Regions from separate parts of the Homo sapiens genome. Here region 1 is linked to region 2. A link is an interaction called in ENCODE POLR2A ChIA-PET data of the cell type or tissue named here. Cell type or tissue: OCI-LY7. All regions are shown on one strand. Links, peaks and the distances in the headings refer to the core of each region. The heading gives the core; the rest is flanking DNA. Region 1 has its middle 16 kb from the start of SCREEM1. Region 2 has its middle 6.7 kb from the start of PTGIS.

Region 1 (4,388 bases), core at 91-4,090, 440 kb before region 2:
GCCCATGCCTGTAATCTCAGCTACTCAGGAGACTGAGGCAGGAGGATCCCTTGAACCTGGGAGGTGGGGGTTGCAGTAAGCTATGATCACACCATTGCACTCCAGCCTGGGTGACAGTGTGAGACCCTGTCTCAATTAAAAAAAAAAAAAAAAAGAGAGAGAGAGAGAAAGAGAGAGAGAGAGACAGAGAAGCCAACACAGCACTGGTTGAGCACCTAGCATGTGCCAAGTGCTTTCACATGATCCTGTTAAGCCTCCCGACAAACCTGCCTGATGATGTTGCTTTGGGAAACAGGAAAGGGAGCCTTGGAGGAGGTGAACAGACCAGGCCAAAGCCACCCAGAGCAAGCTCTGCTTCTAAGCCCTTCCCTCCACTCCGGCCCTGCCTGATCTCGACCTCCACGAGGGGGGAACTAATAGGGGCCGTTCATCAGACACTCGCTGCAAGAACAGTCGCTGCCGTTTCCCCATGGCTGAGTCCCTGCTACCCTGTCCCCGGATACCCCTGAGGCTCTGAGTGCTCCAGGCCCTTGCCCTGGGTCACACAGCAGGGAGAGGGGAGCCAGGGTCTGCACCCAGAGCTGCCTAAATCTAATTAGGGCCTGAAAGTCAGGGCTGGCTCCCACCGTCGGGGCCAGGGTTACAGTGGGAGGAGCCTGCCGCCTTTCCAGCGACCTCCTGGACCTTGTCTCAGCTGGAAGAGGGCCCCAGCCTCTGCTCTCATCTGGATGTGACAAGAAACAGCCCAGCAGCTCACCCTAGACAGGGCAGGGGCGGAGCTGGAGAGGGTGGGAAGGGAGGCGCCAGCCATGCTCCCTGAGGAGTGGTGAGGAGAGCAGGCGCCGGGGATGGAAGGCCTGGGTTTGAACCCATCTCTGCCCCTTAAACCCTGTGTGAACTGGCGAGTACCTGACCTCTCTGGTCTCCTCTGCAAAGTACGTCCAGGCAACCTCCTGGGGGTGTGGGAAGCCCCCAGGAGCTGGTGCTTGTAGCTAACATTTACGAAGCCCCAAGCCTGGCCAAAACCTGGGATTGGCCTAGGATGAGCAAGCACTTCCTTCATCACCGCCTGCGGGGAGGGAGGTGCTCTTATTATTACCTCCACTTTACAGAGAAGAAACTGAGACACAGAGGAGGTGACTTGCCAGATGATAGTTACACAGTCAGGAAGTGTCAGAGCACGGACTGGAACCCAGGCAGACCTGGCTCCAGAGCCCACCTCTTCGCCACTCCCCAGCGCCGGAATGCAGTCAAGTTCCAGGTTAGCAGCTCCTTACCCTGTTGCTGTTGACATCTACCAGGGTTTCTGGAGTTAGGGTCCTACCCTGGTCTGGAAACGGAGGCGGGGGGAGGGGGGGAGGGGACGAGGGGGCGCGGTGGGGGGTGGGGGGAACGTCCCTATATTCCATCCCCAACAGCCACCCTGCCAAGGAAATGGGCCCGGAGGGGGTATGTGCGGCGCCCAAGGGTGCACAGCCGTGGGGTCAGGTGTGGCTTATCAGGGCAGCATCTTCCCCGCCGGCATCTCCTGGATCCCCCTCATTTATACTCTCTCTCTCTACCCCCCGCTGTGGGGCGGGGGCTGCCTCCATGCCGGCTCCACGCTGACTCCACGCTGGCTACAGGACATTTGTTACTGTGTCAGTTCTAGCTCCCACCCCGATGGGGGGGCCGGCAGGCAGGGGGCTTCCTGGCGGCCCTGGGAGGGAGGAATGCGCCCCCACCCCCAGCCCCATATGGCCTCCTTCCTGGCCCATCTGCTTCCCATTGCCCTACGCGGCTGCTGCGGGGCCGCTGGAGCCCGCCCGCAGGGGTGTGAAGTTTATGTGGCTGGGCCTGGAGCCGGCGGTGACAGGGCCACACACGTTCACACAGACACACACTGGACACCGCCCACCAACCCTGCTGCATGTGTGCTCACACACACACATCAGTCCACCCCCCACGTCCCCAAATACACCCACAGTCTCACATTCACTCCCATCAACTAACACCAGAGACTTTCAACTCACACACACACACCAGTGAACGCCATACCAAACCCTGACACACACGTACACAACGCACTCTCAGAACGGACCCCTGCTCACACACACAGCCACACACAACACGCTGACTCACACTGCCTGACACCCTTCCTAGATGTGCCCCTACACTCACACCTGCACACACACACACACATCCACCCCAACACACAAAGACACACCAGCTTACCCAGATGACACAAACACAAAACGGTGACTTCCACACAGGCCCAGACCTCGGAGAGGCCATTGGATGGGGAAGGGGCCCCCTCCAAGGCACAGGACGGCCTCTCCCCCAACCCCTCTATCAAGAGCCCAGACCCCTGTGCCAACACAGGCCACACGCTGTCCCACCTCCTCCTTATTCAACCCTAGAGGCCGAGGAGGCCATTCCTCAGAGGAGGCCTGGAGACCAGCAGCCACTGGCCGAGGTCTCCAGGGAGTGTGGGCAGAGACCGATTCCAACCCAGGCCACCTACACTGGGCACTCAGCACTCCAGCTCAAACCCCTGAGGGAGCCCCCATCTGACTCCCCTCCTTCTGGGCACCTGCACCATCCCCAGTGAGATCCTATCACTCACCACCACCTCCAGGGCCCTCGAAGAGAATTCAGGGATCTGTGAACTTGGACTGGGGGAAAAAAAGGGATGTCCTGATTTTCACTAACCGCCAACTGGAATTTGGCATTTCCTTCCCTTACGAGCAGACGTGGGAAACCACAGTGGCAGTAGCTGGACGGTGGCTTTGTCAATCAGAAATCCTTTGTCCATGTCTCTTTACAGTGTCATAGAAAGAGCATTCGTCCTCTTCCTGATTTCAAAATTACCATAGTTGGCTGGGCATGGTGGCTTGCGCCTGTAATCCCAGCACTTTGGGAGGCTGAGGAGTTTGAGGCCAGCCTGGGCAACATGGTGAACCCTGTCTCTACCAAAAATACAAAAAATTATCTGGGTGTGGTGGTGTGGGCCTCTGGTCCCAGCTACTCAGGGAGCTGAGGTGGGAGGATTGCTTGGGCCTGGGTGGTGGAGGCTGCAGTGAGCCATAATCATTCCACTGCACTCCAGCCTGGGCAACAGAGTAAGTGCCTGTTTCAAAAATAAATAAATAAACAAAAACCAAAAAGCACAGCTGTCACCATATCAAACATTCAGCTATTAAATATTTTAATGACTTTAGTTTAATATAATGTTTTACTTTAATGCTATACAATTTCATTTATAAAGGTAAATCTAAGGCTGGGCGTGGTGGCTCATGCCTATAATCCCAGCACTTTGGGAGGCTGAGGTGGGCGGATCACGAGGTCAGGAGTTTGAGACTAGCCTGGCCAACATGGTGAAACTCCATCTCTACTAAAATTTAGCCAGGCATGGTGGTGCGTGCCTGTCGTTCCAGCTACTCAGGAGGCTGAGGCAGGAGAATTGCTTGAACCCGGGAGGTGGAGGTTGTGGTGAGCTGAGATTGCCCCACTGCACTCCAGCCTGGGCAACAGAGCGAGACTCTGTCTCAAAAAAAAAAAAAATATATATATATATATATATATACACACACACACACACACACATGAATCTAAATGTATAATAAAAAAGGGATCTATGGCACAGGAGCTGATCAGAGCCCCGAACTAGGCCCAGGTACTGTATTCTTACACACTTCTACTATTATAGCTTTTTACAGTGAGGACCACAGTACAGCTGGAATAGCTTGCCCAATTCTAAATGGCTGAGCCAGGATTTGAACCCAGGCAGCTGGCTCACCCTTGAGCTCTAAGCTATTCTATCTGTGGGAACCCAGTGCCCAAGCCCCGCCCCCAGGAAGAGGATCCTGGGGTCTGGGAGGCCCCGTCACACACACCATCCATCCTGGGGACCTGGAAACCTCCTGTCCAGCCCAGGGCAGGTCCACCTGGCTGCCCCAGCCAGAAAGGAGCCAGGGCAGCGTTTACAATGTGTGAGAATTCTCACCCCGCAGCAGTGGCAGTCAGAGTAGGCTCCCAGCTCCCAGGCCCCGGCTCTGCTGGAGGTTCTGCAGTAAGCTGAAAATGAGCTTCCTCTGTGGGGCCCCAGGAGGCAGGAACAGCCGGTGGGTCCTGGAGCCTTATCATCCCTTATCGTTGATTCACCTGACCTTCTGCTTATCTGTAACTCAGGAAACCTGTCCTCTGCTAGCCAGAAACCAAGTCACCAGAAAGAAAGCTGAGGCTTTCTTTGTCTTCCACGGCCTGGCTTTGTCCATTCATTCATTCACTGCTTGAGCATTTCTTGAGCACCTACTGTGTGCTGGGTTGGGGGCAGAGGCTATAGCTGTGAACGAAGTCCCACCCTCACTGAGCTCACTGGCAGGTGGAGGAGACAGACAAGAAACAAG
Region 2 (4,388 bases), core at 240-4,239:
TGGCCTTGAACTCCTGACCTCAGGTGATCCACCTGCCTCGGCCTCCCAAAGTGCTGGGATTACAGGCGTGAGCCACCACACCCAGCCTCCATTCAATTCTTTTTTGAATTTATGCCAATATGATTTGGATATAATTTTCATCCATTTTGTGTTAACACTTTCATCTATTGGTAGATTTTTCTGCTCTTCATAATTTATCATAATATCTTTGTATCAAGGCTTTTACACTTTTTCAAAAGCTTGTCATTGGAAGGGCTTGGTTTTCCTGGGTCAGGTATTTTGCTGATTGCTCCTATGGGTGTAAGGAAGAATTAGGGTAGCTTCATGGGCTCTGTAACTGTGGCTCTCCTCTGCTGCCATAGAGACAGACTGCTTCCTGCAAATATGTCTTCTCTCTGTAATTCTTCACTATACCTCCTCTGTTTCTCTGAACCAAACGAGATCCAGGAGAGCTTCTGCTGCTAATCGTATTCACCCAAGCTTCTACATTCATTTTTATAAAGAAGGAACATAACTTTCATCTCATGGCAAGCCCTCATCCCTAGGAAGTGTAGTTTTGCTGATGCTTTCTGAGATTTGCTATCACTGAGCCCACTCACCACTCCCATGTGGCTTCTGCCCTGTCTTAGCTGCTTCACACGTACTCTGAAGCCGATGAATTATATGTCTCTCCTGGCTTTGCTAAAAATGGAGTTTGTGGTTTGGTTTTGTATATTTGTTTTTCCATTATTCTTGATGCTCTGGTATAATTTCTAGAAGGAGAGGGTAAATGTGGCCTTAGGCAGCCATTTTTCTACCCCCACTATCTAACTGGATCCTCTTTAGTAACTCCTTGACATAATAAGCAAAGCAGCTATGACTGCTGTCCCATTTTCAAGATGAGAAGCCAGAAGTTCTGAGGTTCTTGGGGTGCTTCAGGGTGGCAGGAGCATCATCACTCAGGGTCTGTCTGGGTGACAGATCAACATGGGTCTCTTTTCTCCTTGCCTTCCATGCTAGGCTGGCTCTCAGGCAGGACAGCAGGGAGTTGAGGAGACTGAGGTCTGACTTCATCATTTTTTCCACTACAAAGTGCCAAGGCAGCTGGTTGGGAGCCGTGAGGCCACCTGTCCCCCGTCCTGGGAAAACCAAAGGATGAGAAGCTTGCTGGAGTCCCTCTCCTGTAGCACCCACCACCTCTGGCAGATAGCCTGGGAAGAGGGGCAAGACCACTCCAGAACATCCTCTCACAGGCTAAGACAAGGTCTAGGTGGAATTAGCCTGGGAACGCTGAACGAAAGGCCGCCTGGCCCAGCCATGTTTGCATCTGGGTAGCTGCCCCACCTCTGGGCTCTTAGCCAAGCACATTCCCTACATAATCCTGGCTCTCCTGGGGAAGGATGCTGGAGGATGGCTCCCCTGCAGCTGACATCCTTGCACTTTAGAGACCTTCAAATCTCCAAAGGCCCAGGCCTGTGCAAATTCTTAGAGACAGTCAGCAGCAAGGCCCAGATGGCAGAAAACAGGTCATTTCTTCCAACCCTCTGCCTCTGATTCAGACCTGCTTTCTCTTCATGTATAAAAAAGACCAAGTGAAGAGGTTTTCTGTCTTTCATTTCTTCAGTAAAATTCTTGATAAAGAGGCCTGCACAGTGTTGGCAAATAAATACTTGGTAATATGTGCTGAAAGAATTATGCTTCATCTCTTTTGTTGTTGTTGCTGTTGCTGCTGCTGCTGTGTTGTTGTTGTTGCTAAGACAGGGTCTCACTCCGTCGCCCAGGCTGGAGTGCAGTGGCACAATCTCGGCTCACTGCAACCTCTACCTCCCGGGTTCAAGCAATCCTCCCACCTCAGCCTCCTGAGTAGCTGGAATTACAGGCGCACGCCAGCATTCCTGGCTAATTTTTGTATTTTTAGTAGAGACGGGGTTTCACCACGTTGGCCAGGCTGGTCTTGAACTCCTGACCTCAAGTGATCCACCCATCTCAGCCTCCCAAAGTGCTGGGATTACAGGCGTGAGCCACTGAGCCCAGCCTTGCTTCATCTCTCTTTCTTTTCTTTTTTTTTTTTTTTTGAGACAGAGTTTCACTCTTTTGCCCAGGCTGAAGTGCAGTGGCGCGATCAACCCCCGCCCTTCTGGTTTCACATGATTTTCCGGCCTCAGCCTCCTGAGTAGCTGGGATTACAGGTGTCCCCTACTACACCCAGCTAATTTTTGTATTTTTTAGTAGAGACGGGGTTTCACCATGTTAACCAGGCTGGTCTCGAACTCCTGACCTCATGATCCTCCTGCCTCAGCCTCCCAAAGTGTTGGGATTACAGGCGTGAGCCACTGCAGCCGGCCTAGCATCATCTCTTTTATTAAGTGCCTACTGCATGCACTAGACACAAGATCTTCTTGAATTCGTCCAACCACCATGGGAGGGGGGCCTTGTCGTCATCATCCTCTTGTACAGATGTACCAAGGCTCCAAGAGTAGAAAGCAGCCTATTCTAATTTAACTGGTACAAAGAACATTCAACCAAAAGGATTCTAAAAAGTTCAGAGATAAAGTATACATTAGTCAATTCTTGTTGCTTAAGAAGATCTCAAAATCTCCATGACTTGTAACAACACGTACATTTTTCTTCTTCGGACCTCTGCAGGTCAGCTAGGGGTTCTCTACTTCAGGCTGCAGGTTGAGCTCAGGTTTGCCCTGTGGGTCATGGCTCAAGGCAGAAACCAAGGTCAAGTGGAAATATGTGATTCCTCGTGAAACCTCTGCTCAGAACTGGCAACTGGTCATTTCTTCATCCTCCACTGATCAAATTGAGTCACAGGCCCGAGTCCACCATCACTGAGTCAGGGAGATACTATTCTCTGCTCATAGTGGGAGGCACCGCAACCCTGCAGCCAAGGGCGTGAATGTCTAATTCTGATACAGGGAGTGGGTAAAAATTGGAGACTATGATCTAATCTACTGCAGCACAGTTCCAGGGGTGGCTAATTAATTGTGTGACTTAGCAAAGATTCTCCTCAGGCTCCAAGGTGGCTGCCACAGCTCTGACCCAATCTCTGGCCACTCACACGCTACGCTGAGGTGTGGTGATAGCGTGACCAACCTTCCTGGTTTACCCAGGACCGAGAGGTTTCCCAGGATGCAGGGCTCTCAGTGCTAAAACTGGGAAAGTCTGGGCAAACCAGGATGCGTTGGTCACTTGACGTGTGTAGCAGATTGTTTCTGAACGTTTGGGGGTAACTGGGGCAACATGTGAGTGTGTATGTGAGAGTAGTGCATGTGTGTGTGTGCGTGTGTATGTATATGAGTGTATGTGTGGTGTTATTCCACAGCCCAAGACAGCAAACAACTAAACACTCAGTATGACACATCACCAATAGAAATGGTCATTTATTGGCTCCTAATTCCACAGAGGATGTCACACTGGGACAGGCCCCCAATCTGTGCTCATGTCGGCCTGGTCTTTGCCCCCTCTTTCAGGCTGCCCCCTAAAACTCTGTTGTCCTTCCTTAATTCTACAGAGCAATTTTGTTCAACATCCCAACTCCAAACCTATTTTACATACCCCAAATGTTTAAACCACTGGCCCTTGGCACAACTAGACTGCAGGGCTAAAAATCTGGGGGCAGGTGTGTGCTGTTGGTCTATGCAGCGTTTTAAAATAATTGGAGCCATTATTTCTGGCTTCTCTTGAGTCTAAAGATCTGGCCACACTAGGCATGTATTTCTACGTGGCTTTAGTTGGCTGGTACTGCCAGAAGCTGCTTCCTTTTGGATGGGGCAGCCCTCTCTAGTTTTCCATTGTTCCCATCCCTCCCTGTTGCCTTCCTGATATGACTGGCTCACTTCATTCATTTGCAATACTTGCTCGAAGACTTGAGTTTACCACTCTCTCTTTAGCAGCACAAAAACACCAGAAACGTTGCGGTTTGGGTCTCTCCTTCCCCTCCACCTCTCAACCTCGTTTAGCTTCTGTAAGTGGAAGAATTTATTCTTGCATTGTTCCAGTTTTAGACGGCAGCTGTGCTTCCTTTCGTAGCTGCAGCAGCCATGAAAACACACCTCTGGGACCTCCCTTGGTGGAGCCTGATTGACAGATATGCCATGCTTCCCAGGGTTTGCTCCTAGCCAATCACTGGGGGAAGCAGACTTGTTCTTGGGAGACATAGGGCTCCTCAGGAGGCTCAAGGACAACCTGTTAGCCTTGAACTAACTTACTTACTTTCTTTTTCTTTCTTTCTTTTTTCTTTTTGACAGAGTCGCTCTGTCACCCAGGCTGGAGTGCAGTGGTGCGGTCTCGGCTCACTCTAATCTCTGCCTCCTAGGTTCAAGCAATTCTCCTGCCTCAGCCTCCCAAGTAGCTGGGATTATAGGTGCCAGCCACCACTCCTGGCTAATTTTTTGTATTTT

What was found. Peaks named below come from ENCODE experiments on the same cell type or tissue, not always from the same donor. Only the 100,000 strongest peaks of a DNase experiment are listed, where the experiment ranks them.
Region 1: POLR2A ChIA-PET joins it to region 2 with 6 read pairs; 1 of 35 experiments calls an interaction of 5 or more read pairs at or near these places.

Annotation. Positions count from the first base shown.
Region 1 is chr20:50,012,520-50,016,907 of GRCh38, reverse strand. No RefSeq gene overlaps it. Among named protein-coding and RNA genes, the nearest start is that of SCREEM1, 16 kb to the left of the region's middle. RefSeq lists an enhancer at 397-1,124. In OCI-LY7, for the core only: no CTCF peak of the experiment used is centred there; a DNase peak (open chromatin) is centred at 4,067; H3K4me3 peaks cover 453 bases; H3K27ac peaks cover 1,141 bases.
Region 2 is chr20:49,572,667-49,577,054 of GRCh38, reverse strand. No RefSeq gene overlaps it. Among named protein-coding and RNA genes, the nearest start is that of PTGIS, 6.7 kb to the right of the region's middle. In OCI-LY7, for the core only: no CTCF peak of the experiment used is centred there; a DNase peak (open chromatin) is centred at 2,114.